Regions from separate parts of the Homo sapiens genome. Here region 1 is linked to region 2. Evidence: chromatin loops called from intact Hi-C (ENCODE). Cell type or tissue: lower leg skin. All regions are shown on one strand. Links, peaks and the distances in the headings refer to the core of each region. The heading gives the core; the rest is flanking DNA.

Region 1 (16,167 bases), core at 4,142-12,141, 96 kb before region 2:
AGGATGGAGTTCAGCGGGCAGCGGAGCTGTCTCAGTCTTTGCCGCCGCGCCGGCGAGCGCCGCCCGGGAGGCAGCGGCTGGAGGAGCGGACGGGCCCCGCGGGGCCCGAGGGCAAGGAGCAGCCGCCTGCCTTGGCCTCCCAAAGTGCCGAGATTGCAGCCTCTGCCCGGCCGCCACCCCGTCTGGGAAGTGAGGAGTGTCTCTGCCTGGCCGCCCATCGTCTGGGATGTGAGGAGCCCCTCTGCCTGGCTGCCCAGTCTGGAAAGTGAGGAGCGTCTCCGCCCGGCCGCCATCCCATCTAGGAAGTGAGGAGCGCCTCTTCCCAGCCGCCATCACATCTAGGAAGTGAGGAGCGTCTCTGCCCGGCCGCCCATGGTCTGAGATGTGGGGAGCGCCTCTGCCCCGCCGCCCCATCTGGGATGTGAGGAGCGCCTCTGCCCGGCCGAGACCCCGTCTGGGAGGTGAGGAGCGTCTCTGCCTGGCCGCCCCGTCTGAGAAGTGAGGAGACCCTCTGCCTGGCAACCACCCCGTCTGAGAAGTGAGGAGCCCCTCCGCCCGGCAGCTGCCCCGTCTGAGAAGTGAGGAGCCTCTCCGCCCGGCAGCCACCCCATCTGGGAAGTGAGGAGCGTCTCCGCCCGGCAGCCACCCCGTCCGGGAGGGAGGTGGGGGGGGTCAGCCCCCCCCCCGGCCAGCCGCCCCATCCGGGAGGGAGGTGGGGGGTCAGCCCCCCGCCTAGCCAGCCGTGCCGTCCGGGAGGGAGGTGGGGGGATCAGCCCCCCGCCTAGCCAGCCATGCCGTCCGGGAGGGAGGTGGGGGGGTCAGCCCCCCACCCGGCCAGCCGCCCCGTCCGGGAGGTGAGGGGCGCCTCTGCCCGGCCGCCCCTACTGGGAAGTGAGGAGCCCCTCAGCCCGGCCAGCCGCCCCGTGCGGGAGGGAGGTGGGGGGGGTCAGCCCCCCGCCTGGCCAGCCGCCCCGTCCGGGAGGGAGGTGGGGGGGTCAGCCCTCCGCCCGGCCAGCCGCCCCGTCTGGGAGGTGAGGGGCGCCTCTGCCCAGCCACCCCTACTGGGAAGTGAGGAGCCCCTCTGCCCGGCCAGCCGCCCCGTCCGGGAGGGAGGTGGGGGGGTCAGCCCCCCGCCCGGCCAGCCGCCCTGTCCGGGAGGGAGGTGGGGGGGTCAGCCCTCCGCCCGGCCAGCCGCCCCGTCTGGGAGGTGAGGGGCGCCTCTGCCCGGCCGCCCCTACTGGGAAGTGAGGAGCCCCTCTGCCCGGCCAGCCGCCCCTTCCGGGAGGGCGGTGGGGGGGTCGGCCCCCCACCCGGCCAGCAGCCCCGTCCGGGAGGGAGGTGGGGGGGTCGGCCCCCCGCCCGGCCAGCCGCCCCGTCCGGGAGGGAGGTGGGGGGGTCGGCCCCCCGCCCGGCCAGCCGCCCCGTCCAGGAGGGAGGTGGGGGTGTCGGCCCCCCGCCCGGCCAGCCGCCCCGTCCGGGAGGGAGGTGGGGGGGGGTCGGCCCCCCCGCCCGGCCAGCCGCCCCGTCCAGGAGGTGAGGGGCGCCTCTGCCCGGCCGCCCCTACTGGGAAGTGAGGAGCCCCCCTGCCCGGCCACTACCCCGTCTGGGAGGTGTGCCCAACAGCTCATTGAGAACGGGCCAGGATGACAATGGCGGCTTTGTGGAATAGAAAGGCGGGAAAGGTGGGGAAAAGATTGAGAAATCGGATGGTTGCCGTGTCTGTGTAGAAAGAAGTAGACATGGGAGACTTTTCATTTTGTTCTGCACTAAGAAAAATTCCTCTGCCTTGGGATCCTGTTGATCTGTGACCTTACCCCCAACCCTGTGCTCTCTGAAACATGTGCTGTGTCCACTCAGGGTTAAATGGATTAAGGGCGGTGCAAGATGTGCTTTGTTAAACAGATGCTTGAAGGCAGCATGCTCGTTAAGAGTCATCACCAATCCCTAATCTCAAGTAATCAGGGACACAAACACTGCGGAAGGCCGCAGGGTCCTCTGCCTAGGAAAACCAGAGACCTTTGTTCACTTGTTTATCTGCTGACCTTCCCTCCACTATTGTCCCATGACCCTGCCAAATCCCCCTCTGTGAGAAACACCCAAGAATTATCAATAAAAAAATAAATTTAAAAAAAAAAAAAAATTTACAATGGAAATTAACTGCTATGCTGTTGATAGGGCATCAACTTGTGAGGAGCTAAAACCTTAAATTGTTTTCTAAACTCTCCCATTGATGTTGAGCAATACACTTGCATCAATAATTTACTAAATGTATTTCTGAACACTTTTATGGCTCTCAGAACATATTTAACTTTGCCAATATTGGTTGCCAATGGAGAACATAGCTTCCTGAAATTAAAATGTATTTTAAATTACTTAAGGTTTGTAATCTGTCAAATCTAGCAACCAGTTCTAGGGAAAATGAGATATTGGAGCAAGTGAGTGTTAAAATGATTATAATTTGTGTTCATGAAAGCAAGATGCCTGTCTTAGCTTAGATTTCCCTGAAAAGCAGAGGCTAAAACAAAGGTTTGCGGGTGTGTGGTTTATTTGTGGGAACTGACCCCCAGTGAACTGTAAAATGTGAAAAAGAAAAAAAATCTATCCAAGCTATGCAGCTGGACACCACCCTGAACACCTGCGCTCCATCTGGTGGGACCCTGTGAGGAGCCATGTTGAATGCCTTCCAGAACCATCTGCCATGGGGCAGAAGAAGGGTATATTTCTGCACCTGTGCCAATCCCCCTTTGATCAAAGGTTGCTGCCCTGTGAGAGGTTAACTCCCTTGTACTTCAAAGTTTGCACATTTGTCAGAATGCCGTATGTGGCCACAGCAGAAAAGCCCCAGAAGCCAAAAACAAGAGGGTTGAGGAGGGAACAGGGGCGACTGAGTGAGCTGCTCTCAGGTTAAACTTGCACACAGCTGGTTGTCTCAAAAACAGCTGGAGTAGAAAAGGTTGCCTAGAGGATGTGAGGTGGGGCATAAAAGGGGTGCTGTACAACATATTTAGCAATTTTAAAACAATCATATTCTAGTTCTAATTACAGTGAGTATGAGTTTAAAATTTCTATTTCATTTAACATCCTGTATTTTGGTTTAATGTACATACGGTACAGAAATTTTAAGTATACAGCTCAATGAATTTCGAGTGTTCTTTGATGTTCTACAATTTTCTTTTTGTTACATATACAAAATGACTGTTATAATAATGATTATTAAGAAATAATGGGCCGGGTGTGGTGGCTCATGCCTGTAATCCCATCACTCTAGGAGGCTGAGGCAGGTGGATCACCTGAGGTTAGGAGTTCGAGACCAGCCTGGCCAACATGGTGAAACCCCGTCTCTACTAAAAATACAAAAATCAGCCGGGCGTGGTGGTGCATGCCTGTAATCCCAGCTACTTAGGAGGCTGAGGCAGGAGAATCACTTGAACCCAGAAGGCGGTGGCTGCAGTGAGCCGAAATTGCACCACTGCACTCCAGCCTGGGTGACAGAGCAAGACTCCATCTCAAAAAAAAAAAAAAAAAAAATTAATAATGTAACTCTTTTGAAACTTCATGTGGGAAAGGGGCATCTTTTTCTCATTTGCCTTCTGATGCCATGTGAACCGGCAGTTGGACCTCTGAGGACAGAGATGTGTGCCCTGAACAGGGTAAAGATGGACACTTCCTCACTCAGTACAGAAGGCTTGGGAAAGTTGTGGTCAAACTGGTTTTTTGTCATTTGAAGATTTATGAAACCTAAGCTAGGAGAACTTGCTATTTTGAATATCTCACAATATGAGGACTCCATTAAAGCAGGGGAAACTGTATACTTAGCTTTTGGAACATTGAAATTTCCTGCTATACTTCCTTCCACTTCCCTTCTTAAACTTTTTTGCCCTTAGTAAGCACCTTGGCTGGTTATGGTTCCTTGCCTGGTGGAAAACTCACATCTGCATTCCTGAAGAGCCTACGGCATTAGACTATGCTGTTATTTATTTTATTTTATTATTTTTTTTGAGACGGAGTCTTCGCTCTTTCGCCCAGGCGGGAGTGCAGTGGCGCTATCTCGGCTCACTGCAAGCTCCGCCTCCTGGGTTCACGCCATTCTCCTGCCTTGGCCTCCAAAGTAGCTGGGATTACAGGCCCCAGCCACCACACCCGGCTAATTTTTTGTGTTTTTAGAAGAGATGGGGTTTCACCGTGTTAGCCAGGATGGTCTCGATCTCCTGACCTCGTGATCCGCCCGCCTCGGCCTCCCAAAGTGCTGGGATTACAGGCGTGAGCCACCGCACCCAGCCTATGCTGTTATTTTAATGAACGTTTACCATAAGCCATGGGGGTATTAAGAGGCATTCCAGAAAAATCTCCTGGGTTCCAGAAAGACTCCTCTTTGTCCTCATCGTGTAGTAGCAGCTTACTTCCCCTTTGGTAATCAGGACTAATCACTCCAGTGAGGACACTACCTCCTTCCTTGCCTCTTGGTTAAATGGCACGGGGGGCCCAGAGTAGCCAGGGGGCAGTCTGAGCTTCCAGTTCAGTGGACTATGGTTGTGTCCATTGATGGAAGTGGCTTTCCTTTGGGAATCAAGACTTCTGCACCAGGGAGCTCAAAGCCACAATGATAGAAATGAAAATGTTGCTTGTGCTTCATTAAGGGTAGTTGTGGTATGAACTACTTCTGTTTCCTTCCATTGATTCCTGGACCCATGAATGCTAGCTGTGGGAGAAACAGTAGCAGACATTGGTCACTGAGTTAGAGCATATACCCCATTCCACAGGACATTACCTCAGCCCTGCAAAGGTTTGTCACTTGGCAGGTGCCATAAATGAGTCTATCAAAGGCCAATCCATTGTTGTATCAGGCCTGCTGTTTAGAGGATGTGGTCAGGTCAATGATTTCTGTGACCTTGAACCAAAGGATTATTTCAGGGCAGTCATCAAAGCCTTGTCTTTTCCTACCTGGCCTTGAGTTGGTCACTTTAAGCCCAAGGTCACCATTTTCTTTTTTCAAATTCATCATCACAGTCAGAAGTAGCTAACTAACCTACAGTCCTTACATGCTGTTTCCACTGTTCTGTTACAGCAGCTAGTCGGTCACCTGACTTTTTCTCCACGTACCTGACTTCAGGTGACTACAGGTAATAACTTAAGGAAATGTTTTGCCACTTTGTGCCATGGACTACCATGATTTTGCAATGGTGACATTTCTGCCCTTAATTCTAATAGTAGTGAAAGAATTTCACATTCCCATTCTTAAAGACCAGTTCCCCTGAACAACTAGTGGTTTCATTGAGGAAAACAGAGCTATTATAAGTATTATGGGAATAAAGGGTTTAACACAGGAGTTGGGGCTTATGCAAATCTGGGAGTAGTAGTGACAGTGAGGTTCTAGAAAGGGAATGTTGAAGCATTGGAGAAACCATTGGTAACCACTTCTGTCTGAAGCCAGGTGCAGCTGGCGGGGACGAGCTTGTGGGAAAGTCTGAGGAACTGCATGCATCTGGCCACCAAAGTGCATCCATGGGGTGAGAGTTCACGGGGTGGTCGGCAAAGCTTTGGTGTCCGTTGAAGCTGCCATGCCTAGTGACGCTGCCACTGTGCCTGACTGGCATTCCCTCCCAGCAGCAGTGGCTTCCCTTTTCCTTCTTCCTTCCAAATTTTGCGTGGGTTTCTCCCATCAGTAATCCCCATCCTGGAAACACACACAGCAAACAACATACTGGGAAGCATCATTCCAGCCTGAAACAGGAGATGGTGCCAAGTTGACAACAAGACAATCCAGCCCAATGTCCAACAATGGGGGATTGGTTCAATAAATTACGGTAGGGCCATGTAGTAAAATCCTACACAGCCTGCATTCATCAGGGATCAACCAGAGAAACATAACCAGTAGGTTATATATTCATTTATTGCTTGTTGCTTGCTTGCAAGGAATTGGCTCACATAGTTGTGGGGTCTGGTTAGGAGAGTTCAAAATCTGTAAGGCAGCCAGCAGGAAAGGCAGGCTGGGACTCTTGGGCATCATCTGAAGCTGCAGTCCACAGGTAGGATTTCTTCTTCTTCAGAGGACCTCAGGTTTGCTCTTAAGGCATTCCAATAGATTGAGTCAGGCTCACCCAGATTGTCCAGGATAATCTCCCTTACTTACAGACAACTGATTATGGACCTTAATCACATCTACAAAATGCTTTCATGGCAATATCTAAATTAGTGTTTGACTGAATAACTAGGGGACTGTAGCCTAGCCAGTGTGACACACAAAGCTGACCAACCCACAGCCATAGAAAAGAATCACATAGATCGATATGTGTAATGTGATAATTGATGCTCTAGAAGAACATTAAATGATATGGAAAGGTATCCAAGAAATATTAAGTTAAAAAGGCAGGTTCTAAAACAGTACGTAGAGTATTATTTTGTTTGTGTAAAAGGATGTCTAAGTATAGAGAAAGTAGACTAAAATATCACACGAGAATATTCAGAATGGTAATTACTGAGTGCTGAAAGAATGGGTAATGAAAACGTTCTCATTTTTGTGTATGCGTATTTCCTAAATCATTTACAATAAATACATGATACTTTATAGTGAGAAAAAGTTTAAATATTCTATTTTAGACACATTAGGAAACCTTGCTAATTAAAGAACAGTAGGCCCCTTCGTGGTGTGGGGCGTGGGGGAGGGATTTCCTCTCTCTTCTCCACTCCCTAAGCTTCTCCTTCTCTATCTACTTGCAGACACCAAAGTTATTTGCAAGACAGAAAGCTCTCAGGTCTTACAATGGAAATCTTTCCCTCTTATTCCTTTCCCTAACAAGTATGCGTGGATGCTGTGGGTGAGACGTTGAAAGTAAGCATTTTAATTTAGTATACACAGTGGAGAGAACCTTTAATATAATATTAATTCACTGTGCAAACTAGCAAGGTTTAATAACCATGTGAGCCATCGGGAATCCTGGTGTGACTCAAAATGACATCTGCATTAATGGTCTAATTAATAATGCATATGTTAATAAAATCTCATTAAAGCCAAAGTACAATTATTCACGTAGGATGCAATTCTTTAGCATCTGTGGGCCAATGTAGTGCTTTGGTGATGCCAGTTGCAATTTCCAATGATAGATGACCTTTTAATTCTCATTAATTGATTAAAGAGGCAGTGATTAGTGTAAAAACTCAACTCGTTTGGAAGTACAAAAATCACTGGTAAGACAATGATGATTACAAATCAGGAGGAACCAGGCAGCCCATCACAGGCATCTGCGTGTGCACAGTGAGTAATAAGAGATGGTAGGCAGGTAAAACAAGGCCAGTCATCCATGTCTCCCTCACTGCACCACAAGCCTGGGGATTGGACTCTGCTGCTATCAACAGTTTAATAAGAATTATATCAACACTGATTAATTCTTATGGAAAAATTATTTTTTAAAGGAAGCACCATAAAGTTAATTGACTAATTTGATTACTTTTCAGTTTCGTTTTCTTCTCAAGTTTTCCCATTCCCATTTTGGTCTTACTAAAATTATTTCAATCAAACTGTTTCACCATGAAGACTTGGTTTACCAGTCAGTTTGTTTTTTAAAAATTGACTTATGAGAGTGTCATTTTTTTTTTTCTTTTATGGCCATTATTTCCACCAAGCCCAAGTTTCCTGGGTCGTATCGAGCCAATCAACATAGTGTCAAGAAGATTTGAAGCTTTGGTCAATTTTTAGTCAATAAAAATTTCCACCCCGTGGACTTCTAGCCCCTGTCAACATTTTATGCTGACTACTGCCACCAGTCATTATGATCACATGTTGGGTAAATGACTAAGAGCTTATCTTTATTTCTAAGTTAACCCATGAAAAAAATGTGAGCAAATTTATGAACTAGGGCAGACATTAAGAGGGAGGAAAGATGGAAGGGAAGGGGGAAAGGAGAGTGACAAAAACAGAGAAGGAGAGATACAGAGAGAGATGGAGACAGACATCAAAGGGTTGCAGCAGTTCTAGCTTACTGACTTTTCTTCAAGGTAAAAATTTCTTGGTGTCAAAAGGCAGAGTCGAAACATCTGCTTCTCTGCTCCCCTAATCCCATGGCCTCTGAGTCCCTGCTCTGAGCTAGACCTGTGCCATGGGGAACAGAACTGAGTAACGTAGGCTATCAGCTCTCAGAGAGCCTCCAATCAAGGGAGCCACATGTGGCAGCAGCTAAGCCATGGAGGCTGCTCTCCAGGATGAGGGAGCCACTCATATGTATCTCTGTGCCCCCAGCACCTGGCAAAGGGCCTGGCCACAGAACCTGCTCATAAATGAATGAACTTGTCCCTCTACTAACATGCATTTATGCAGACTTTTCTATGTCCTGGGTACTGAGGCAGGATTCAAGAGTACAGCAGTGAAGCAAGCAGTGCATGGGGAAAGCAGCAGAGGTTGAGATGAGGCATGCATGTTGAACACATAAACCAGAGCTTAAAAAATGTAGGCAGGAACATAGTGATTAACTTTTAAGACTAAAGTCCGTGATGCTAAACTGGCTGGTTTTAGAAGGCAGACATTGCACGACACAGGTGAGCAGAGTGCCTGGTGTCGGGGTGGGGAGGGGGGTGCAATGTTCCACTTGACACTTGCAATGGTTTCTTCTTTCTCAATTCTTGGGTCTGTGTGCCCGAAGCCATTATCCTATCCTGCCTCCTGGTTTCCTCTCCTGGTAGGCAGCGGGTGCCCAGGAAGGACTCAGGAAACTTGAGTGCCAGCCCTGCCTCTGAGCACTCACCTCTCCACTGTAAGCCTCAGTTTCCTCATTTGTGAACTGGGGGTTCTAGCTTCACTCTGTCTAATGTCCCTTCTCATGGGGTCACCAGTCTTTGCCATTGGAAAGTGCCAGCTGGGCCCTGCTCAGGGTCTGAGGCTTGGTCCAGATAATTAAGAAAGCCCCTTGGCTGGGGTCACTGTGACTAACAATCTCGGACACCCAGTGAGGGGTTTCATGTACTCCACACCCGATCCAGCTTCTCTTCTCCCTTTGGCATTCAATTCTCCCCACTGCAGTCACCATCCTATGCCCGCTTGTCCTGCTAGGATGTTTTTCGCTAAGACTGAATCACGGCAAGGCTGGGGTCTTTCTGTTGAAGGTAAAGCCGGGTTCCTGGTATCTGCAGAATTGCCTGGGGCTGTGTCCAAAGTCTGACTTGTTCCTATCAAGTTGAGGCCCAACAGACAAGGAGGCCTAACATTTCTTAGGCATCTGCCATGTGCCAGGCTCTGTGCTGGACTTTTTAATGTCAAAATCTCAACTGTCAAGCAGAACTGGGTTTATCATTCACATCTTACAGATGGAGAAACTGAGGCTCAGGGAGTTTTTGTGGCCTGTTCAAGGTCCTGTAGGTACTAACTATCTTAGCACTGCTTCTCGATGCCACGGGAGGAATTTCGAGCTGGTCCTGGAGTCTGCCCAGCAGCATGATCTCCCTTGGCCTGGAAACATTTTGGGGCCTGCAGGACCTCACCAAGCAATCGCCTCTAGGGTTAGCAGGGGCAGCTGTGCTAATGGGCTCTGTGGGACAGCTCCTGGCTAAACATTTTCCCTTCTAGAGGCCCCATCAGAGAGAGAGACCACTGGAAGTCAGTGCCTGTAGCCTCTGGATTGGGTTAACCAGGGATACCATAAATCCCCTTGACTGCCGTGCAGCATCTTATTATCTTGGAAAGGAGAGGCCCTAGGAGGTGATCTGGCTATGCACCTTCTGTTCAGAGAGGGGAAGCCTCCTGTCCAGAGTCATGGCAGGGCAGGGCTGGGCCTCCTGATTGCACCTGTCTGGTTCTGTCTTCTTTTCTCCATGGCTTAAAGGCAGGGCTCCAGATTTTTACAAAAGCTTTTCTACCTTTGCTCCTCCTTTTAAATCTTCCTTTTAGAGTCACTTTCTGGTCCTCCCCTTCCCCCATAAGAACTCCACAGCAATTCACACACCCTGAGGGGTGAATGCATAGCAGATTGCTAAAGCCAGGCTGTAATTATCCATCTGTCTGCTTTAGGGAAGAATTCACTTGCACCAGGATAAATGCTGATGGGTCTGACACCCCTGATAGTGCTTCCTGAGCATCCACTCCAGCCTCTTTGGGGGTCCTGCATGGGGGAGGGTGGGTACAAAGAGATGAATCAAATGGTGCTGCTTCTAGGAGTTCCCAGTCTAGCAGGGGACAAGTGGCCAGGAACAGAGAGAGGCATGGCAAGTGTCCAAGGAGCAGAGTCGTAAAGCCCTGCAAAGATTGGGTGGGATTTGGACAGTGGGGGGCATTTCATGTGTGAAATCTGCATGAGCAGAGGTGTGGGAGTGGGAATTGTGGAGAGCGTTTTGGCTCTGTGAGAAGGTGTGGCATGGGAGATGAGGTTGGAAACATATCTGACTATATAAGCCCTAAATCCCTTCAACCTTGGCCTTGGCCGGAGATTATAAACCAGCTTCCCCAGAAGAGACTGAGACCTTCAACAAGTTTATTTGGTCCCCACAGAGTTTTTGTTTTGCTTTTATTTTTTAATATTTTGAGTTAGTTGCCAACCTTTAAAAATCAGAAGATTTAACATGAGAAATGTATTTCCAGCTCTCTAGAAGAATCCAAAGAAATGGCAACCCTGGGCCCGCATTTCTGTCTGGCAGACATGACGGGTGTGTATTTGGGAATGTGCATTTTCTGGGGAGAGGGTCTGTGCTCATCAGATCTTTAGAGGAGTCTATGAGTCTCCAAAAATTAGAACCATGGTTGAAGAAGGATATTTAATGTCATGAAAGATGTTCACAAAATAATAAAAAAAGTTTACAAAGGAATATTAACTGTATGATGACATTTTAGAAAAATATATCTATTCATAGAAAATATTGGTTATCTTTGGACAAGGTGATTAAAGGTAACTTTTATTTTTCCCTTTGCTTCTGTTTGTAAACAATATGTGCAAGAACATCATTTTAAAACTAATTTTTAAAGTAAATCTGAGCTAGGTGACAGTGTTTAAAGCCTTTCAATTTCCCAGCCACATGCAGAAAGAAATTTGAATTCTTTGGTCTCTTTCTGCTCTGGGTCAGTGAAACTTCCAGCCTTCCCTCCTACTGTATCTTTGGACACTGGGAACCCTCTGTCCCCTCTGCACACTCCTAGTGTCTGACAGTGACATGTCTCTGACTCTTCCACCCTCTCTCTTTCCTACTGAGCCCCTACTCCTTCTTCCAGGGAGTGTTACACATCACCCCCTTCATGCAGCCATACCCACTCCACACTGATAGGGCCATCCACACCTTCTGTCAGAGGCTTGTGAACCAGAGCAACTCCATCTTAAATAGGAGCTGGGTAAGATGAGGCTGAACACTACTGGGCTGCATTCCCAGACAGTTAAGGCATTCTGAGTCACAGGATGATATAGGAGGTCAGCACAAAATACAGGTCATAAAGACCTTGCTGATAAAACAGTTTGCAGTAAAGGAGCCGCCCAAAACCCACCAAAACCAAAATGGTGACAAGAGTGACCTTTGGTCATCCTCATTGTTACACTCCCATCAGCGCAATGACAGTTTACAAATGCCGTGGCAACTTCAGTAAGTCGACCTATATGGTCTAAGAAGGGGAGGCATGAATAATCCACCCCTTGTTTAGCATATCATCAAGAAATAACCATAAAAATGGGCATCCAGCAGCCCTCAGGGGTGCTCTGTCTATGGAGTAGCCATTCTTTTATTCCTTTACTTTCTTAATAAACTTGCTTTCACTTTGCACTGCGGACTCGTCCTGAATTCTTTCTTGTAGGAGATCCAAGAACCCCCTCCTGGGGTCTGGATCCGGACCCCTGTCCTGTAACACTTCTGCTGTGGCCACCCTCTGTTGCTTGGTCCCTTCCCCACAGGGTTGCTGGTAAAGTATGTGCCTGATCCTGCCACTGGACTCTGGGCTTCTAGGGGGCAGGAACCATGGCCTGTTCACGTGTTGTCTTGTTCACAATGCCTTGCATGCAGTATATGATCAGGAAATGTTTGTCCAAGTCAGTTGACTGGAAACGAAGAGAAAAAAGTGAGGCCGGGTACAGTGGCTCACGCCTGTAATCCCAGCACTTTGTGACTCTGAGGCAGGTGGATCACTTGAGCCCAGGAGTTGGAGACCAGCCTGGGCAATGTGGTGAAACCCTGTCTCTACAAAAATTACAAAAATTAGCTGGGCATGGTGGCATATGCCTGAGGTCCCAGCTACTTGGGAGGCTGAGATGAGAGGACTGGTTGAGCCCAGGAGGTTGAGGCTGCAGTGAGCTGTGATTATGCCACTGCACTCCAGCCTGGGTGACAGAACAAGACCAAAGCAAAATTAAAAAAAAAAAAAAAAAGGAAAAAATGAGAGTTTTAGTCAGAATACATGGATTCAAGTCCCTGTCATGCCTCATAGGCTTGTGCGACTGACCATGGGCAAGTCTTTAACCCATTTTTCTACTTGCTCCTCTGCAAAATGGGCACACAGGCTTGCTCTCAAGACTAAATGAAATGATGTATGTGAACGTACTTTAAAAATTATCAAGTACTATACTAATAATCGCTACTGCTGTCATTCATTTCCACTCCTTTAAGGCAGCTTTTCCTGGATAGTATAGACTGACTTACTCAGGTTGAATTGGTAAGTTAGTGGTGGAGCTAAGACTAAAAGCCAAATCCTCTATAGGTCACCAACTGTCCTGTTAACAGCAAGTGTTAAAAGAAACTGGGAAATGTGATCGGGAGCTGGCCGTTGACTTCTCTGGGCAGGTGTCATGGTTTCCCATCAATTACTGCTGGAGGATAAGGGAGGGGATGGTTTTCACGCTGACTGATCCCCCTGCCATTGCCATGTCACAGCCACCATCTGCCCCTGCCTGACTTAGAAGAAAGTGCAAAATGCTTCGTTTAGCCTCTCTTTGCTCTTCTCTTTGAGCACTAAGTGTCCCTGCCAGATGCTGAGCTGAGGGCTGGAGCAGGGGGTGGGGGGACCCTTTTGCTTTGTGCTTACAGTGAGATGGGCAGTTACGAATCTAACCAGAAAGCAGACTGTCACTGGGCACGCTCAATCACACCAGCACATTGGCTCCACAGGGGCCGAAGCCAAAGATGCTGGGCTGTGGGAAAATGTGTTCCTAAGACTTCTGCAAGGCACCAGCATTGAGTACCATCACTCCAGCCCTTGAAGTGATGCGGTGTGAGTGAAAGGGACATAAAAAGTTGGTACATTTTGGAGCATAAATTCTGCACCAGGTCAGATACTGCATGTCCTGGAGAGTAGAAAGGGCCTTGCACAGGAAGTTGGGACTTCTCAGTTCTGAAGCTCCAGCTTTGTGGGCTTGGGTGAGCCACCCAGCCCTCCAAAGTCTCTCTTTCTGTCATCTGTATTGATATGAGGCTTCTTATTGAGCAGATATTAATATTTACTGAGTGCTTACCATGTGCCAAGGATACTTCAGTGAACCAAACAGACACAATGCCAGCCCTCAAGCAATTCCTGTTGTTGTGGGATTATAACCATTCCAGCCCTGCCATCTTTCCAGCCGCAGCCAGCAGATAGGAAAGTGCTTTCTAAACAGAGGTTATGGCTGAGATCCACCGAGGCTTATAAATCAGTTGCTCTTTCACCATCCAGAAAACTGTTCCTCCAGCAGTTAGATAATTGAGGTTAGTGTCAGGAGGGAAGAGACCTAAATTAATGAAATTAATGAGACCTTCCTCATGCTTCAGTTACCTTCTACACATTGAGTTGAATCGAGATGGCAAAGGCTACAAGTTTTGAGCAAGAGTTCATTGTGAAATCAATTGATCACAGACTCCCAATGCCGTTCCTTTAACTCTCAGACACTTAATTGATGAATACCTACTGGAGATACAATGTAGACAGGGAGAGTGCCCACAGGGCTCTTATAATCCGTTTGGTGATCAGACAAGAGAAAGGGCTAGAGGGACTAGGGAGAATAGGGTGCCTCTAACCTGGGCCTGATAGGAGAGAGTCAGGGAAGGTTCCCTAAAAGATGTAAACTCAGCCTATAAGAGATGTAAACCTATAGTTTAATTAGACCAGGATGAAGGATGCAGGGAGAGGGAACCCTGGAGGAAGGGGTGCTGGAGCCACTCTTGAGTGGAAAGGCAGGAAGCACTGGATTAAGAAAGATAGGGCAGGAATTGCTGCCAGAAGGAACCATTGCACAAGGGGAGAAACATGCACAGTGGGTTCGAGAAAGGCCTCTTTTACTCTGTTTTATGCTGCTGTAACATAATACCACAGACTGGGTATTATGAACGGATATTTTGGCTCATGGTTCTGGAGGCTGGGAAGTCCAAGATCAAGGGGCCACATCTGGAGAAGGCCTTTTTGCTGCGTCATCCCATGGCAGAAGGCAAAGTGAAGGTGAGAGAGATCAAGAGGGGGGTGAACCTGTCCTTTTATAAGGAGCCCACTCCCACAATAATGGCATTAATACATTTGCTTTACCTTCATGCCCTAATCCTCTCTCTTTAGTCCTCACCTCCCAACACTTGCACTGGGGATTAAGTTTCCAACATATGCTTTTGGGAGACACATTTAAACCATAACCAGCCCTTAGTGGTCCGATCTCTAAATTTTACAAGTGGAGAAACTGAAACCCAGAGAGGTCTTAAGCTTTCTCAAGGGTAAAATTGAGGATCCATGACTAAATGTTACCCAAGACTCCCTTGAACTCTAATAATTAATCATAATTAACTTTTTGGTCCAGGGAGGTTGTTAATATTCCCATTTGACTGTTGAGGAAATTGAGAGAGAAAAATGATCTGGCCAAGGCCAACATAGCTAGTTAGTGGCAGAGTCAAGATTGGAATTTGCACTCCAAATACTAAAATCCTGTGTGAGTTCTACTATGTCACATTGCCTCCAACACCAATTCTAAAGACCTCTGAAGCTGTCTACACCAATGATGCTCAGACTACGTGGCACCTGAGAACACGTGGGAGGTTTTAAAACCCCGGAGCACACGCCAAACCCAGAGCAATGATTTCAGAATCTCTGGGTCACGGCCCAGGCATCAGTATTTTATGAAACTCTCCAGGTGATCCCAATGTTCCTGTGCCTACATCACTTGGCAATCCTGCTAAAATGTAGATTCTGGGGTGTGGCCTGGGCACTGGAATTTTTTAAAGCTCCCCTGGTGGTGTTGATGCCACTGTTCCAAGAAGCACACTTTAATTAGCAGGGAGTCTACACACTGCTGTATGTCACTTTGGCTGCCTTCTTTCCAGGTCTTCTCTTTCTCTCACTTTCACACATGTGCACCTACCTTCCTCCTGGCCTAGGCTTTTAAATGTCATGCTTCTAACCAAGAAGAGTTTTCCATCAGGAATGCAGAGCCCCACAGAAGGTCGCTACTCATGAAAACACTGAGTGCACTGCTGACCTGACAGCCTGACAGACACATGGGGACCTCAGGGGCAGAGCTGGGACTGGAATGAAGCAAGTCAGGTGCTAGCGCACAGTGTTTATTTTATTTTTATTTATTTATTTATTTATTTATTTATTTATTTTTTCGAGACGGAGTCTGGCTCTGTCACCCAGGTGGGAGTGCAGTGGCGCAATCTCGGCTCACTGCCAGCTCCGCCTCCCGGGTTCACGCCATTCTACTGCCTCAGCCTCCCAAGTAGCTGGGACTACAGGCACCCGCCGCCACACCTGGCTCATTTTTTTTTGTATTTTTAGTAGAGACAGGGTTTCACTGTGTTAGCCAGGATGGTCTCCATCTCCTGACCTCGTGATCCGCCTGCCTTGGCCTCCCAAAGTCCTGGGATTACAGGTGTGAACTACCACGCCCAGCCCACAATATTTAAAGAGACAGTCCTTCTCAGGTTCTTGCAGCTGCTGACCTTGTGCCTGTACAAACCTGAGAGTGAGTGTCTCTTAAGTTTTGTTTTCCAGGCACCTTGCCTCACTCTAGTCTGAATGGACCCCGGCTCCACCTCTTCCTCCTCCGCCCAGCCTCCCCCTGAAGCCTGCCCATCCTAGAACCTTCAAGTTTATTTTTACTCTGTCCTCCATTTCCTTCCAGAAAGCAGTTGCTATTCCTACCTCCTCGGCACCTCATTCTTGGGCTCCATCCCACCTTTCTAGGCACAAGGCAGCTTCCTAAATAATGATTTTCAAAGTGCAGTTCCTGGACCAGCAGCATAGGCATCACTGGGAACTTGTTA
Region 2 (16,167 bases), core at 5,558-13,557:
TAAAGGCTCTGAAAAGCCTTTAAGTTAAACCTAATTAATTTTCTTGAATACAGCTATTCCCCCAACTTTATTTTACTGTAGAAACCTTTCTCCCCATACAACACCTACTAACATCCTATAGGGAAAGATGCTTTGGGAAAGGTGGGATTAGATAAATAATCACAAAAGTATAGTAGCTGTGACCTTGGAAACTGCTTGGGTGAGCAGGTGTTTTAGCAGCATGGCTCCTGTTTAAACAATTACCCACCAGCCATGAGGATACATTTGGTGCTGGTTTTACTTGGATCAGGACATCCTAGCTGTGGCCAAGGTGGAGCCTTGACCTCCATTGTTCTAGACTCCATGTTTTAATGTATACAAAGGCAATCTATTTCCTTTGTCTCTGTTGTAGGAAGGTTAGGGACAGCTCCAAGTCTGTTTTTGGGTGGGATCGGTAATTGTTTAAACCCCGAAGAAGAGAAAGGATTCCTGTTTGCTGTTCCTGCAGGCTCAAACCTGCCTTTCGCATACAGACCAAAGACAGGATGAGACTCAAAGCAAGAGGCAGCCACATCAACATGGGAAGAGATGCTCTTTGTAGTCTTGGCCAGATGGAAGCCAGAGTCCCCCATGAGTTAGAACCCCCTCCAGTCACCTGAGAAATGTGAGCCTTGAATCTTATGGCCAAGCAGGCTGTCATTGCGTACTACAGATCCATGCAAGCAGATTTCCGTGGGTCTGCTGAAGTCTGGGGAACCTGTCCTGTAGACCGGGAGGAGGTTTCCTGTTATGTTTTTCCTGGCCTGGGAGCATGACTTGGGATTGCTGGCTGGTGTATCCCCTGCAAACTGACAGACCCAGGGCTGCCAAAGGGAGGGACTGAGGACAGAGTGAGGGGGAGAAATCCCCAAGGCCCGTCTGTGGGGAGAGTCCCGTTCCCTTCTGTCACAGAGACAGGCCAGCAGGCGCCTCCTGCTGCTCCAGCAAATCGAAAACCTCTCTCTCCTGCTATCCCCCAGATGCACAGACCCTTCGAGATCCATCCCAGACACAGCATGGACTGGCCTAAACCTGGTACACCAGCATTTCACTCCAGAGCTGTCCTTTCTTGCCTGTGTGGCCTCGGGAAAGTGCTTGACTTCCCCGGACCACAGAACATAGGTAATGAGGAGGATTAAATGAATGAGAGCTCCGCGTGAATACATCAATGGTGCGGCACGCGCTGTGGGGGATTCACATAGACATTTTAAAATGCTGCCCCTGCCTTGCGTCCAGCTTTTTCTGATTCTTCTAAAGTAAACTTTCATATTCCCAGGCCTTTCTTAAATATGACTTGGTTTATCAAGAAAGTGAGACTTTCTCACCCTTTCCACTGTGGACGTAAGACCCCTGTATCTGAAACTGAACTGAACGTAGCCATCAGAGATACTTCGGAGGCAATTTTGGAATCAGTTTTGATTAGTTCAAGAAGTTATTCTTGGACATGATCTCTGTGAATTATGTTTTCAGGGAAGTTGGGATTTTTTGTTTTGTTTTGTGTTGTGGTTTTTCATGAATGTGCTTCCATCTTAATTCGGCAAAAGATTATCCTGGACCAAGGGCAATTCATTCTCCTTTTGCTGTGGGGATTTCCAGAACAAAGAGATATCGAGTCCCAAACTGGACTGACTTCATAGATGGCAGAAGGAGAGAGAGCCAGCAGGATAGCAAGAAAGGGGGTGGGGAGAGAGAAAGAGAAAAGAGCACGCGCGCCAGCCTCAGACAATGAGTGGGGAGAGTTGAGAAGAGAAAAAGGGAGAGATTGGTTTTCAGATCTGTCCTGAACCTCTAAATTTTATTCATAGAAGTCAGAGCCAGCCTCGGTTGTAAAAGCAGCAGTTAACGTAACTAAGGCCTTCTGTCTGAGGCTTCCTCAAGCTCCTTGGTGGATCAGTGGCTTATGTGCTGTAGGAAAGAGATCAAGCCCTGTTTGAATACAGAAATTGCTTTCTCACCCTTTCTTGGTAATAAAATCCAGAAACAGAAACTGGCATGGGAGTAGGTTTCAGCATTCCTGTTGCACGGGACACTGACAGTTCTCCATTCTCCGATGTGGATCCCTCCTCCCCGTCCCCAGCACGGTCATATTTCTCAAATGCAAATGGAACCAGGGGACCTCTGCATTAAACCCTTTGAGCTCTCTTACTGCCACAGAAAGTGAAATCCACCCCTTGAGGACTGTCCCCTCAGTGTCTCACTGCAGATCCTGAAGGTCCCAGGGGAAGAAGACCCCTCCAAGCCTAAGCGCAGCAGGTCCCTGGCCCTGCCACACCTCTAGGGGATCCCACATCTACTCACCAGCCCCAGTACAGGTCAGGACATACAGGCCCATCAGGAACCCCAGAGAGGCCCAGACACTTTGAGGTCATTTAATGTGTAATACACATTAGCATAGCAACGGCTCTGAGAAGTCCTGCAGTGAAGTAACTTTGTTTAACTAGGCGCTTTCCATGCTTAGCTAACCCTGGACCACTTTCCCCGTGGAATACCCAGTAGCTCGTCAAGTAGCACTCCACAGAATGCTGTAAAACGATGGACAGGAGGCATCCACAGACATGTCCAGTCCCTCGAGAGAAAGTGTCTAATTCAGCTTTGGGGCCACAGAACCTAGCATGGGCCCTAGAAAAGAGTTTGTGTGGAATAAATAAACAAGCAAATTAATGAAATCATGCCATTGTTAACCCAGGCGGAACCTGGGAATTATAACTGCATGCCAAACACTATTTTCCAGGGCAACTAAGTCTGTGGCCAATGCATAGCTTTGTTGAGACCAAATCTCTTTTCTCCTCCCCACCCCTCAGCATTTGTACCAGTTAAAAACTGGCAGACCTTGAACCAGATCTGTCTAACATATGTGTTTTGTTTGGCCAGATCAGGGTTTTTGTTATTTTTTAATGCCATTAGGTAAGGGCTGAGCTCTGCAGCACAGCCAGACTCTGCCTCTCCCTGTCCTACCCCAACCTCTTCCCACATTCGCATCACCTGCTTAGCTCCCGAAGGCTTTGAGTTTGCCATCCTGGGTTTAAATCTCCCTGGGAAGTTGCTTTTTCTCTCTGCCCATAAACATCATGAATTTATTTTGAAATGGATTTGCCCAGATGAAATCACACAGATCTTTAAACCTTAGACTGTTTGCAATGAAATATTTACACAGCCAAACGTGGCACAGGCCCCGGCACACTTAAGGTGACTCTCTGAGCCAATATACTGATGAGGAGATGGGGATGGTCTCATCCATATGCTCATCTTCCCAGAGCTTCTTAAGCTTTAGTGGGCATTGAAGTCACCAGAAAGCTTGTGGAAATCCACATTGCTGGGCTCCACCCCCAGAGCTTCAGGACCAGTAGGTCTACATTATTCCTGAATTCCTAGGTAATGCTATGGCTGATGGCCCAGGGACCACACTTTGAGATTTGCTCCCCTACTGCTTACCAAGCTCTTTCACAATGGGCATCTTATTAGACCCCAACAACCAACCTAGGAGGTGAACAAGGCATGAATAACCACTCGCAGTTCACAACTGTCACAAGATGACTCAGAGAGGTTAACCAATAACACAAGGTCACACAGCTTGATATGAATTGAGGTCTTTTAGTGCCAAGTCCAGCTTCCTGCCAGCAAGGCTGTGGTTGAAAGAGGCTGTCTGACATCACTGTTTAGGACAAGGGAACTGGACCCGTGAACGACAGAGCCAGCATTTCAGGAAGTTACTTTCTGCCACAGAGACCTCTACTTCCAAGGCAGGAGCTGACAGCCTCCCTCTGTTCCTCTCAGCTCTAGGACTCCACACTGTGGCCCTATGTGGACAAGAAGGAAGAGGTTCCAAAGGAGCCCAGAACGCCCCACCCCCAATATTTGCCCCCATAGTGGTCCCAGGCAAGGCAGGAGAGGAGCAGAGATGCCTGCTCACTAGAGTCAAGACATCCCTTGCTGAATTTTCCATGTAGCAACCAAAGCAGAGTGAGAGACAGGCACAGACTGCAGCTTCTGGGAGGGAGATAGAGGGGGGCACAGACCATATGGAGCAAGAGTGACAGAATTTGGCAGTGCGGCCTCCACAGATGGGCCTGCTTATGTCCAGACACAAGCTGAGGCCAAGGACTGAATCATCTCTCTAGCAATTTCTTGTTTCCAAACACGTCTTTTGAAGAATGTGGGGATGCTGGGAGCACACATCAGAAGCCCTTGCTGGGAAAGGATAGAGAGACAACAGGAAAGAGAAGTTGCTTTTGCAGGGGGGCCACAGGTGTGGATGGAAGGACAATGAAGGGACCCAACATGTCCACCTGATGGGGTGGAAGTCACTGGATAGTGAGAGGGGAGCATGGAGGTTTGGGCAGCACAAGGAGGTCCATATCAAGGGTGTTGGGTGTGTTTTCTGGGGTGAGCCCCACAACTCTACAATGGAGTTAGCACCACCACCAAGCCCCACTGAACAGGAGAAAGACTGAGATTATAGATGGTAAGTGATTTGCTCAAGGGCTCCCAGCTGGCAAGGGCAGAGTCATGAGTGAGTGAACTGAGCATTCACACCTATCTGAGGACCCTCCCTCCCACCCTGAGCTAAGATTCTTATATTAGTCTCCTAGGTGCTCCTTGCGCCCCATCCCCCTGGCATGGCCTTCCAATAAGTTACTGGGTCCCCACTAGGGCTCCCCAGAATCTGTCTTCAGGATAAAGGCTGGGCGGCTCTGTCTGGCCGATATGGTTTGGCTTTGTCCCCACCCAAATCTCATCTTGAATTATAGCTCCCATAATCCCCATGTGTCATGGGAGGGACCTGGTGGGAGGTAATGGAATCATGGGGGACAGTTTTCCTGTGCTGTTCTCATGATAGTGAATAAGTCTCAGGAGATCTGATGGGTTTATAAAGGGCAGTTCCCCCGCACATGCTCTCGTCTGCCACCATGTAAGAGGTGCCAATGTTCCTCCATCTTCCGCCATGATTGTGAGGCCTCCCCAGCCATGCAGAACTGTGAGATCATTAAACCTCTTTTTCTTTATCAATTACCCAGTCTTGGGTATATCCTTATTGGCAGACTAATACACTGGCACTCGAGGCCCTGTGAGGCCAGGCTCTCGCCTGCCTTTCCAGCCTCATGAGCTTCACTAGCTGTGTGTCCTGGGACTTGCCATCCCCTGTACACATTCAGTGCTGCCCAGCTCTAGTCTTGAATGGGGGCCCAACAGTCACATCTCCCTGTAGCTTTTCCACTTTATGTTATCTTTCCTCATGCCTGTGTCTTTTCTCTCATTTAAATATCTGGTCTTCGAGCACTACGAACTTCTTCCCTGTGTTAGTCTGTTTTTGCATCACTATAAAGGAACAACTGAGACTGGGCAATTTATAAAGAAAAGAGGTTTAATCGGCTCATGGTTTTGCAGGCTATACAGGAAGTGTAGTGAGAGCCTCGGCAAATTTCCAATTATGATGGAAGGCAAACGGGGAGCAGCCATATCATATGGTGGGAGCAGGAGCAAGAGAGAGAGTGGGGAGGTGCCACACTCTTTTAAACAATCAGATCTCACTAAACTGAGTGAGAACTGAGAACTCACTCATCAGCAAGCCATTCATGAGGGATCCACCCATGTGACTCAAACACCTTCCCTACCAGGTACCACCTCCAACATTGGAGGTCACATTTCAACATGAAATGTTTGGAGGGGACAAACATTTAAAGCATGTCACCCCCCTGCACCATGAATATCCTTTCCACATGTGCACCACATTATGGCTTGCAGAATGCTGTCCCCCTGCAAGGTGTCATACGGGGTGGGTATTAGCCCCTTTGCAGACTGAGACCAGAGAAGCAGAGGGAGATGCCCAAGGTCTCACAGGTAGTTGACAAAGCTGCAGAGACTGAGGCCCAGGTTTCCAGGCTTCAGGTCCAGTGCTCTTTCCACTGTGCCTGGGTTTGGGGGAAAGGTGACTTTATGGGCTTGAGAAAAAACCACCCACCCACAGAGAGATGGTGCCCATGTCGGGGAGGGCAACTGTTATAGTTTCCTATTGCTGCTAGAACAAACTTCATGAAGTCAGTGGCTTAAACAACACAAATGTATTATCTTAAACTTCCAGAGGATAGACATCCAACATGAGTTTCAGTGGGCTCAAGTCAAAGTGCTGGCAGGGCAGCATTCCCTTCTGGAAGCTCTAGAAAAGACTCCATTCTGGAAGCTCTAGAAGAGACTCCATATCTTGTCTTTTCCAGCTTCCAAAGGCCGTCTATATTCCTTGGCTCATGGCCTCTTCCTTCAATTTTAAAGCCAGCAATCATGGATCAGGTCCTCCTCAGATCCATGGATCACATCACTCTAACCTCCTCTTCCACCTCCCTCTCCCACATCTAAAGGACCCTGGTGATTCCACTGGGCCCACCCAGATAATCCAGGATAACCCCCTTGTTTAAAGGTCAGCTGATTAGCAACCTTAATTCCATCTGCAACCTTAATTTCCTTTTGCCATGCAACCTGACATATTCACCAATTCTGAAGATGAGGGCATAGATATCTCTCGAGACATTCTTTTGACTACCACAGAGGCAAAGAGCAGATTCCTGCCCGCAGAGCCTGTCAATGTGATCACTTGGCAGAGAAGGTGACTCAGGCCTGGACCAGATGTCCAAATGTCCTTGGAGAGCAAGGGCAAACTCTGGAGAGCACATGGACAAGCACCGTGGCTTCTGATAGTCCAGCCCTTCAAAGCCTGGAGCAAGCTCTCCAGCTGCCCAGGGGTACTGAGGCTACCCCACTCGAAGGCATTAGGTGCTTTCCAATGAGTTTCCCTTATCTTATTCATCTCTTCATCAACTGCCAGATACACTACCCCTCTAACTAATATCAGAACATGGCAATATCTCCAACCAAATCCATCTATCACTCCCTTACTCCCACCCCTAGACTCCTTGAGGTCTAACCCACTAAAAATGGGAATTGGATCACTTAGAATTGAATCTAAACTTCTTATCAAGGCCTTCGGGGGTCCTCTGGCCTCAAGCAATCGTCCTCTTGTTCACAGAGCTCCAGGAAGACTTGCTTCCTTTCCATCACTTACACAGCACACAGCTTCCTGCCTCAGGGCCTTTGCATACATGGTTTCCTCTTCCTGTGACTCTCTTTTTTCTATCCTTCCCTTGGCTGATTCTTGCTCAGCCTTTAGGTCTCAGCCCAAATGTTGGTTTTTCAGAGGACACTTTTCTGACACCTGTCCCCCACCCCAGTTGCGTCTCCTATGCCATTGTCTCTCCATGGGAACCTAACTCTTTACCTTCATGGCAGCTATTTATAGTCATTGTCTCTGCTATTGTTCAGAACAGGACACACTTGGGCTCTGATGCTGCAGGACGGTCATCCTTTGAATAAAAAACTTCAGGATTAAAATGTGCCAAATTCTGCAATTTCATCCTCTCTTTTCGACGACCAGGAATGAGTTCAGCCTTCAAAGCACAGCTCCTGTAGGCTGATTTTTCTTATGGGCTTTGAGGTTGGACAGACTCACTCTCTGCTTCCTACTCCACCAACTGGCTGAGTGGCCCTGTGCAAGTAAGTCACTGTGCCTCTCAGGGCCAATGGCTCTGCTTTACCCAGCTGACTTTGGCCCAGGAGGGTGGCAGAGAGGCCTTCACCAGTAGGTGACAGGAGGTCCAGAGGCCATTCAGTCAGAATCCAACACCCAACAGAGACCAGGAATGGTGATCGCTAACCAAGGTGTATGTTGTCCCCAGGATGTCCTTTCTGACCCCTCCTCTCCTTCATCTCCCATCATCACTCTGCATCCTCAGCTCAGAACACATGCTGTCTGACCTGGTTCCGAAACATCACTGTCACTGCTCAGAAAGCCTGACTTTCCCATCAAAGACTTCCAGGGCATCCCCAGAGCACTCTGGGGCTGGTCTCAGAAACACAGAATAAACAGCAGCCAGTCCATTGCAGAACAGGCCACAGGGCCAGCTCTGCTTCTGCGTCCTCCATGTCAGGTGCTTCTCTGCCAGCAGCTCCTTAGTAAGGCAGCCTTAACAAGCTCGTGCATAGGGTGATTCTTGGGGCAGGATCAATCTGCTCTCTGCTGTCAGCTTCCCCAGAGAGGCACACTCGGCTGAGATCAGGTTGGTGGTCCAGAGATCTTGCAGATGCCAAGGCTCTTGCGCCAGTGCAGTGGGAAGAACCAGCATTCACCGTCCTCATCCCTTCATCTCATTCAGAATCACCACAACAGTAACAACATGAATCAAGAAGGGCCATGATTTTTTTCTGAGTGCCTACTATACGCTAGGCACATGCTGCATGATTTACCTGAATTCTCCTTTCGTTTTCCCAACAAACCCCTTTTACAGATGAGGAAGCTGAGGACTGAGAGGTTAACTGACTTACACAAGGCCTCTCAGTCTATAAGTTGAGAAGTCAAGATAAGAACCATGTTCTCCCCAACCCCTCACTGAGATAATTATATTCACAAAAATGCATCCCATGTACACAACATTTTACAGCACTCAGAGCTCTTTCCCATCTGCTTTTGGCTCTGATCTTTGATCAATCCCTTGGGCTGAGTATTATTAGCCCATTTATTCAGATGGGAACATTGGGATTCAGAGCAAGGAATTGACTGGCTCAAATCAGCAGGTGTATGAGTTATCTATTGCTGTGTAACATATTACCCTAAAATTTGGCAGCTTAAAATAGTACACATTTGTTTTCTCCCAGTCTCTGTGGGCCTGGGATCAGGCATGACTTAGCGATATCTTCTATGTCATCTGATGACAGATGCAGCCTCTTCTGTGAGGCTGCAATGGAGGTGTCAGCCCAGGGTCTGTGGTCTCATCTGATGATGCCTGGGGGAGGGATCTCCTTCCAATCTCATTCATGCGATTGTTGATGAGATTTAATTCTTTGGATGTTGTTGCACTGAGGACCTAAGTTCCTCTCTAACTGTTGGCCAGAGACCCCCACTCAGTTCCTTGTCATGTGGACCACTCCAACATGGCAGCTTGCTTGATCAAAGTGTGCAAACCAAGAAGGCAAGAGGCAGGGGGAGGGGGAGACAGAGAGAGACTGTTAGCAAGAAGGAATTCACAGTCTTTCGTATTAATAGCCCAGTCATGGAAGTGGCACCCATCTCATTTGCTATGTGTCTGTATCCATTAGAAACAAGTCACTAGATCCACCCCAGACTCCCACCATAACAAGGGCATAGTTACTAGCAGGTGGGGATTACTGGAGACAATCTTAGAAGTCTGCTGACTACAGCAGGGAGCTCAGCTGGAGTCTAGTGTGTGCAGCTCTGAGTCTGGCCCTGTCCTCCTGGAACTGGGAATGTGCTGGCCCAGTGGACCGATGTAGCAGGTGGCAACCTTCCCCTCGTCCATCCTCTAGGAAGCTCTCAGGAAGAGAGAGGCGGCCCCACTTTAATTACATATCTCCCCCAGGGAAGCCTCTGCTGCCTGTGTTCTTCTCTGGGTAGTTTTGTTCCCCCTTTACTGCCAGCCCTGCTTTAAATCAAAGCTGCTGCCTGTTCAAGGGCTCCCAGCCCCAGGCAGGAAGAGGATTTATGAGTGGGTGATCCAGAAATGTAATATAAAGGAGTCAGGACCCAGGCAGTAATGGAAATGGAGAGGTCCTGGCGAGCGAGACAGGCGGCCAGGGCCCACTGACCTCTCAGGCCCAGCAACCACCCTGCCTCTGCCTTTATGAAAAGCTTCCATCATCCTTCCCTTCTGCCTACCCCACTCTCCCTCCTTGCTGCCTGCACTACAGCTCCCATCCATAGCCAGAACCCAGGTCACCTGCATCCACCTGAATCTGCCTTTCTAGAGCTGCTTCCTCTGTCTCTCCATCTCCTGTCTCCCCTTCTCCCCTTCCCAAATCTGCCTGGGCTCAGTCTACACTGATGGACTTCTGTCTCCAGGCCTTTGCTCAGGCTGTTTCTCCTGGAATTGTCCTTTCCCCATGTCCCTGTGAGCAAACCTCCTTGAGGGTTCCTTCCCTGACCTGTCCCTCTGTCCCTCTCTCATGGCACTGAGCATGGTGAGCCTAATATTGGAACCCATTCTCTCCCCCATCAGATGGAAACTTCTTTAAAAATAGGGGCTGGGGCTGGAAGCCACCATGGTTCTGCCACTAGCTGGCACGTGGGAGGTGCTCATTGATAATGGGATAATGGAAAGGAAGGTCCAGTTCAGAATCACCTCTGAGTGCAAAAAACCCCCGAACTCTCCTTTTACTCATTCTATGTGGCGGCAAGTGGCTGCTCATCCCCTGCTCCTGCCCGCTACTGCCTTCTGCTCTCTTCCCTGAGACACCTCTCCTGTGACAGGTCCTGGGTCTGCCTGGGTACAGCACCTAGCCCTGCCACATACAACATGCTTGCAGCCTCCCACCTGCATCTTACCCGGAGCAAAGCCCTCCTTCCCAGCCACAGATGCCCAAAGGGACACAGACTTTTGTGCTCAGAAAACTACCACCCCCGCCCCAACCACACTCTCCACCTGACCCACTTGCACCTCCAAGGGCCTGCTTGTGTGGCCTGAGGATCATCCCTGACTACCTGTTCTCTCTCACCCCTCCCCCCAGTCCATGTTCTGTAAGCTTTTCCTTCTGTTGAAGGTGATTTTCACATGTGCATCTTTCCCCACCCTAACAGCCACTGCCCTGTCCAGGCCATAGCCCTTCCACATTGTTCTCCCTGCCTCCACCTCACCCTACTCATTCTATTCTCCACCCCAAGGACCAGGGCCGTTATCCTTATCAAAACTTTCGGTGCTCTCCATGGGCTGAGAAACCAGGCTCATGCTCTTCAGCTGACAATCAAGCCCTCTGCCATCCGGCTGGCCTGGGACTTCTCTGGCCTTATTCCCCATTTCCCCAGCATCTCCACCCATACTCTTCAGGGCCACTCACACGGGCCCACCTCCTATTCTCCAGTACCCCTGGTTCTCTCCCACCTCCGAGCCTTGGGTCATGTGGTCCCTTCACTTGGAAACACTCTTCCTCCTCATCTCTGCCCATCTAATCTACTGTCCTTCCAGGACAGCCCAAAGGCCATCTCCTCCATGAAGTCCTCTCTGACTACCTTCCAGAAGGCAGGGACCTCTCAGTCCTCTGAGCTCCTATGACCCACACAAAAAGCATCCGTGTCTGGCCACCCTTCACCCCAATTAGGCTTTCTGGGTGCAAGGACCCTGTCTCATTTCCCCTCTTCCAAACCCCACCCCCTGCTGCTGCCTCTTCTATGGAGACAAAGACAAAGGCATCCCTTGGGGGAGGGGAGCCGTCTTGAAATCTCTGGGAGGCGCCTGACAGCTCAGTCCTACTGAGAAGAAAGCGGCCCAGAAGGCTGCACTCCCAGGGAGGGGTTCTCACCAGAAGGCCCCGCGCTGGGCCTGAGCCAGGGAGTGTTTGCGGGAGCCCAGGGGTGTGTGTGTGAGGGGTGGGGGACTTGGCAGGCGCTGGGATGGTTATGATCCATTCTTGTTCCAGTTCCCTGATGTCTTTGTTTAGAATCCCCTGCTGCTCCTCACCAGGCAACAAGGGGGGTGTGGATAGCTCAGAGAAGGGGCAAAGGAGCCTTGGGAGGAGCCAGTTCCCCTCTTTTAAGGGGAGACCTAGGAAAAGGGAGGGAGCCCCAGAAGGGGCCCTCTTGTTAACGTGCATCCTTCACCAGGTGCAGGGCTGGCCCTTCAGCCCCTTGGGTTCTGGCTCCCACTCTTCCAGGCTTCTTGTCTGTCTGTCTGTCTCTCCTTAGTCTGCAGCCTCTTCCTCTGGACTAGCTCCTCTTTCAACAATGCCCTACATTCCCCTTTCCCCCTCCTCCCACCCCCAGTGCTGTCCTCTCCACAGATGCCAGCAGGCTGTGGCTCAGATCCACGCCCTCTTCCTCAGCACCCCAGCCCATGCACTTGTCCAAGCCAATTCATTCCAACTCCTATTCTTTTGCCCCCACTCTCTCTGACTCAGAAGAGTTTAACACACAATCACCAGAGCCCAGAGAGACAGCCCAGGTTCCATTCCCAACTCTGCCACTTACCAGCCAGGTGTCCTTGGCAGGTCCCTTCACCACTCAGAGCCCCGGTCTTCTCACCTAAATTGATGTAATAATACCTATCTCAGCCAGATGCAGTGGCTCACACCTGTAATCCCAGCACCCTGAGAGGCCAAGATAGAGGAGAGGATTGCTTGAGCTCAGGAATTCAAGAGCAGCCTGGGCAACATAATGAGACCTTGTCTACAAAAAATTTTTTAAAATTAGCCAAGCATGCCGTCACGTGCCTGTGGTCCCAGCTACATGGGAGGTTGAGGCAAGAGGATTGCTTAAGCCCAGGAGGTCAAGGCTGCAGTGAGCTCTGATCACGCCACTATACTCCATCCTGGCTGAGAGAGTGAGACCCTGTCTCAAAAACAAAACAAAACAATACAAAATGAAAAACCTATCTCACAGGTGGTGAGGTAAGAACTGAGCGGGGCACAGAGCAGGGCCAAGCACACAGGATGTACCCCATAGAAGGCAGCATTGTCAGGAATGCCCTGTCCTCCCTAGTAAATGTCATGGCCACCAAGCATTGAGCCCTACCAGTGAGTCCTGTGACGACCCCCCTTTCCAACTGATCCTTCTCAGTGTCCTTCCCAGGATCTTCCTTCTCTGTTCATCCCCTAAATGTTGACAGCCCCACCTGCTGTCCCTCCTCCTTCTCTGTCTGGGTAATCTCAGCCACCCTTGGGCTCCTGTAGCCATGGGACACCATCACCTCTGAACCTGCATCTCCAACCCAATCTCTCTCTCTCTGGAGCTCCAGAGGCCCTTCTTGGCCCTCTCTAGCAAATTCCAAAATGTTACATATGTATGATTCCATTTATATAACATTTATGAAATGGTAAAATTTTAGATATTGAAGACACATTAGTGGTTGCTGGGGAGGGCAGGTGCTGGGATGGAGGTGGGTGCAGTCATAAAAGGGTATATTAATTTCTTTTTTATTAATTTTTTATTCCCATAGGTTATTGGGAAACAGGTGGTGTTCGGTTACGTGAGTAAGTTCTTTGGTGGTGATTTGTGAGATTTTGGTGGATCCATCACCCGAGCAGTATACACTGCATCCAATTTGTGCTCTTTTATCCCTCACCACCTTCCCACCCTTTCTCTCTGAGTCCCCAAAGTCCACTGTGTCTTTCTTATGCCTTTACTTTCTCATAGATTATCTCTCACGTATGAGTGAGAACATACAGTGTTTGGTTTTCCATTCCTGAGCTACTTCACTCAGAATAATAGTCTCCAATCTCATCCAGGTCACTGTGAATGCCATTAATTTATTCCCTTTTATAGCTGAGTAGTATGCCATCATATATATATGATGGAATATATATATGTGTGTGTGTGTGTGTGTGTGTGTGTGTGTGTGTGTATAATACAACAGTTTATCCATTCATTGATTGATGGGCATTTAGGTTGGTTCTATGTTTTGCAATTGTGAATTGTGCTGTTATAACCATGCATGTGCAAGTATCTTTTTCATATGATGACTTCTTTCCCTCTGGGTAGATACCCAGCAGTTGGATTGTTAACTCAAATGGTAGTTCTCCTTTTCGTTCTTTAAGGAATCTCCATACTGTTTTCCATAGTGGTTGTAGTTTACATTCCCACCAGCAGTGTAGAAGTGTTCCCTATTCACTGTATCCACGCCAACATCTATTATTTTTTATTATGGCCATTCTTGCGGGAGTAAGGTGATATCACATTGTGGTTTTGATTTGCATTTCACTGATCATTAGTGATGTTAAGCATTTTGTTCATATGTTTGTTGGCCATTTGTATAACCTCTTTTGAGAATTGTCTATTCATGTCCTTAGCCCACTTTTTGATGGGATCGTTTGTTTTTTTCTTGCTAATTTGTTTGAGTTTGTTGTAGATCCCAGATATTAGTCCTTTGTCAGATGAATAGATTGTGAAGATTTTCTCCCACTCTGTGGGTTGTCTGTTTACACTGCTGACTGTTCCCTTTGCCATGCAAAAGTGCTTTAGTTTAATGAAGTCCCAGCTATTTACCTTTGTTTTTATTGCATTTGCTTTGGAGTTCTTGGTCATGAAATCCTTACCGAAGCCAATGTCTAGAAGGGTTTTTCCAATGTTGTCTTCCAGAATTTTCATAGTTTTAGGTCTTTAAGTCCTTGATCCATCTTGAGTTGATTTTTGTATAAGGTGAGAGATGAGGATCCAGTTTCGTTCTCCAACATGTGGCTTGCCAATCCCAGTACCATTTGTTGAATAGGGTGTCCTTTCCCCACTTTATGTTTTCGTTTGGTTTGTCAAATATCAGTTGGCTGTAAGTATTGGGGTTTATTTCTGAGTTCTATATTCTGTTCCATTGGTCTATGTGCCTATTTTTATGCCAGTACCATGCTGTTTTGGTGAATATGGCCTTATAGTATAGTTTGAAATCAGGTAATGTGATGCTTCCAGATTTGTTCTTTTTTGCTTGGTCTTGCTTTGGCTATGTGGGCTCTTTTTTCATCCATATGAATTTCAGGATTTTTTTTTCTAATTCTGTGAAGAATGATGGTGGTATTTTGATGGGAATTGTGTTGCATTTGTAGATTGCTTTTGGCAGTATGGTCATTTTCACAATATTGATTCTACCTATCCATGGGCATGGAATGTGTTTCCATTTGTTTCATCTGTGATTTCTTTCAGCAGTGTTTTGTAGTTTTTCTTGCAGAGGTCTTTCACCTCCTTGGTTAGGTATGTTCCTAAGTATTTTATTTTATTTTTGCAGCTATTGTAAAAGGAGTTGAGTTCTTGATTTGATTCTCAGCTTGGTCATTGCTGGTGTATAGAAGAGCTACTGATTTGTATACATTGATTTTGTATCCAAAAACTTTGCTGAATTCTTCATAAAAGGGTATATTAATTTCTAATTTCTTCTGTAATAAATGACCACAAACTTAGTGCCTTAAAGCAATACAAATGTATTCTCTCTCAGTTCTGGAGATCAGAAGTCCAAAATTAGTTTCACTGGGCTAAAGTCAAGGTGTTGGCAGGGCCGCAGTCCCACTGAAGACTCCAGGGGGAAACCTGTGTTTTGCCTTTTTCAGCTTCATGAGGCCGTCTGCATTCTTTGACTCATGACCTCTTCCTTGCATCACCTTAGCCTCTTGCATCCATCATCACATTTCTTACTTCCTGCTTTGACCTTCTTGCCTCCCTCTCACAAGAACCCCTGTGATTACTTTTAGGGCCTACCTGGATAATCCAGCAGCATCATCTCCCCCTTTGAAGATCCTTAACTTAAGTACATCTGCAAAGTCCCTATAACATTCACAGATTCCAGGGATTAGGACCTGTATCTCTTGGGGGATAGTGGTAGTTGCATTATTCAGCTTACCACAAAGGGCTACACAAGGAATCTTGGTGGTGTTGGAACCGTTCAATATCTTGACTATGGTGTGGTTGTATCCCATACAAAGATCTACCCAGGGGATAAGATTGTGTAAAACTTAACACACACACACAATTGAGTACAAGTAAAACTGGTGAAATCTGAATGAGATGTGTGGCTTTTATCAATATCAATATTCTGATTGTGATATTATACTATGGTCTTGCAAAATGTCACCATTGAGGGGAAACTTGGCAAAGTGCATAAGAGTTCTCTCTGCATTCTGTCTTACAACTGCATGTGATTCTACAGTTATCTCAGGAAAATTTTTAATTATTAAAAAAGTGCTAGGCCAGGTGTGGTGGCTCATGCCTTCATATAGTTTGGCTGTGTCCCCATGCAAATCTCATTTTGAATTGTAGTTCTCATAATCCCCACATGTTGTTGGAGGGACCTGGTGGGAGGTAATTGAATCATGGGGGCAGTTACCCCCATGCTGCTGTTCTCATGATAGTGAGTGAGTTCTCAAGAGATCTGATAGTATTATAAGGGACTTTTACCCCTTTGCTCAGCACTCATTCTCCTTCCTGCTGCCATGTGAAGAAGAATATGTTTGCTTCCCCTTCTGCCATGATGGTAAGTTTCCAGAGACCTCCCCAGCCATGCTGAACTGTGAGTCAATTAAACCTCTTTCCTTTATAAATTACCCAGTTTTGGATATGTCTTTGTTAGCAGCGTGAGAATGAACTAATACATGCCTGTAGTCCCAGCACTCTGGGAGGCCAAG

What was found. Peaks named below come from ENCODE experiments on the same cell type or tissue, not always from the same donor. Only the 100,000 strongest peaks of a DNase experiment are listed, where the experiment ranks them.
Region 1: a loop joins it to region 2, with 3.0 times the contacts of the local background. A loop is called at or near these places in 2 of 110 quality-filtered maps.

The regions. Positions count from the first base shown.
Region 1 is chr9:38,241,476-38,257,642 of GRCh38, forward strand. No RefSeq gene overlaps it. Among named protein-coding and RNA genes, the nearest start is that of ALDH1B1, 140 kb to the right of the region's middle. RefSeq lists a silencer at 11,203-11,403. In lower leg skin, for the core only: no CTCF peak of the experiment used is centred there; a DNase peak (open chromatin) is centred at 8,276.
Region 2 is chr9:38,335,637-38,351,803 of GRCh38, forward strand. The region is part of intron 1 of LOC107987065 (a long non-coding RNA gene); the gene reads left to right. Among named protein-coding and RNA genes, the nearest start is that of ALDH1B1, 49 kb to the right of the region's middle. RefSeq lists an enhancer at 3,725-3,814. In lower leg skin, for the core only: no CTCF peak of the experiment used is centred there; no DNase peak of the experiment used is centred there.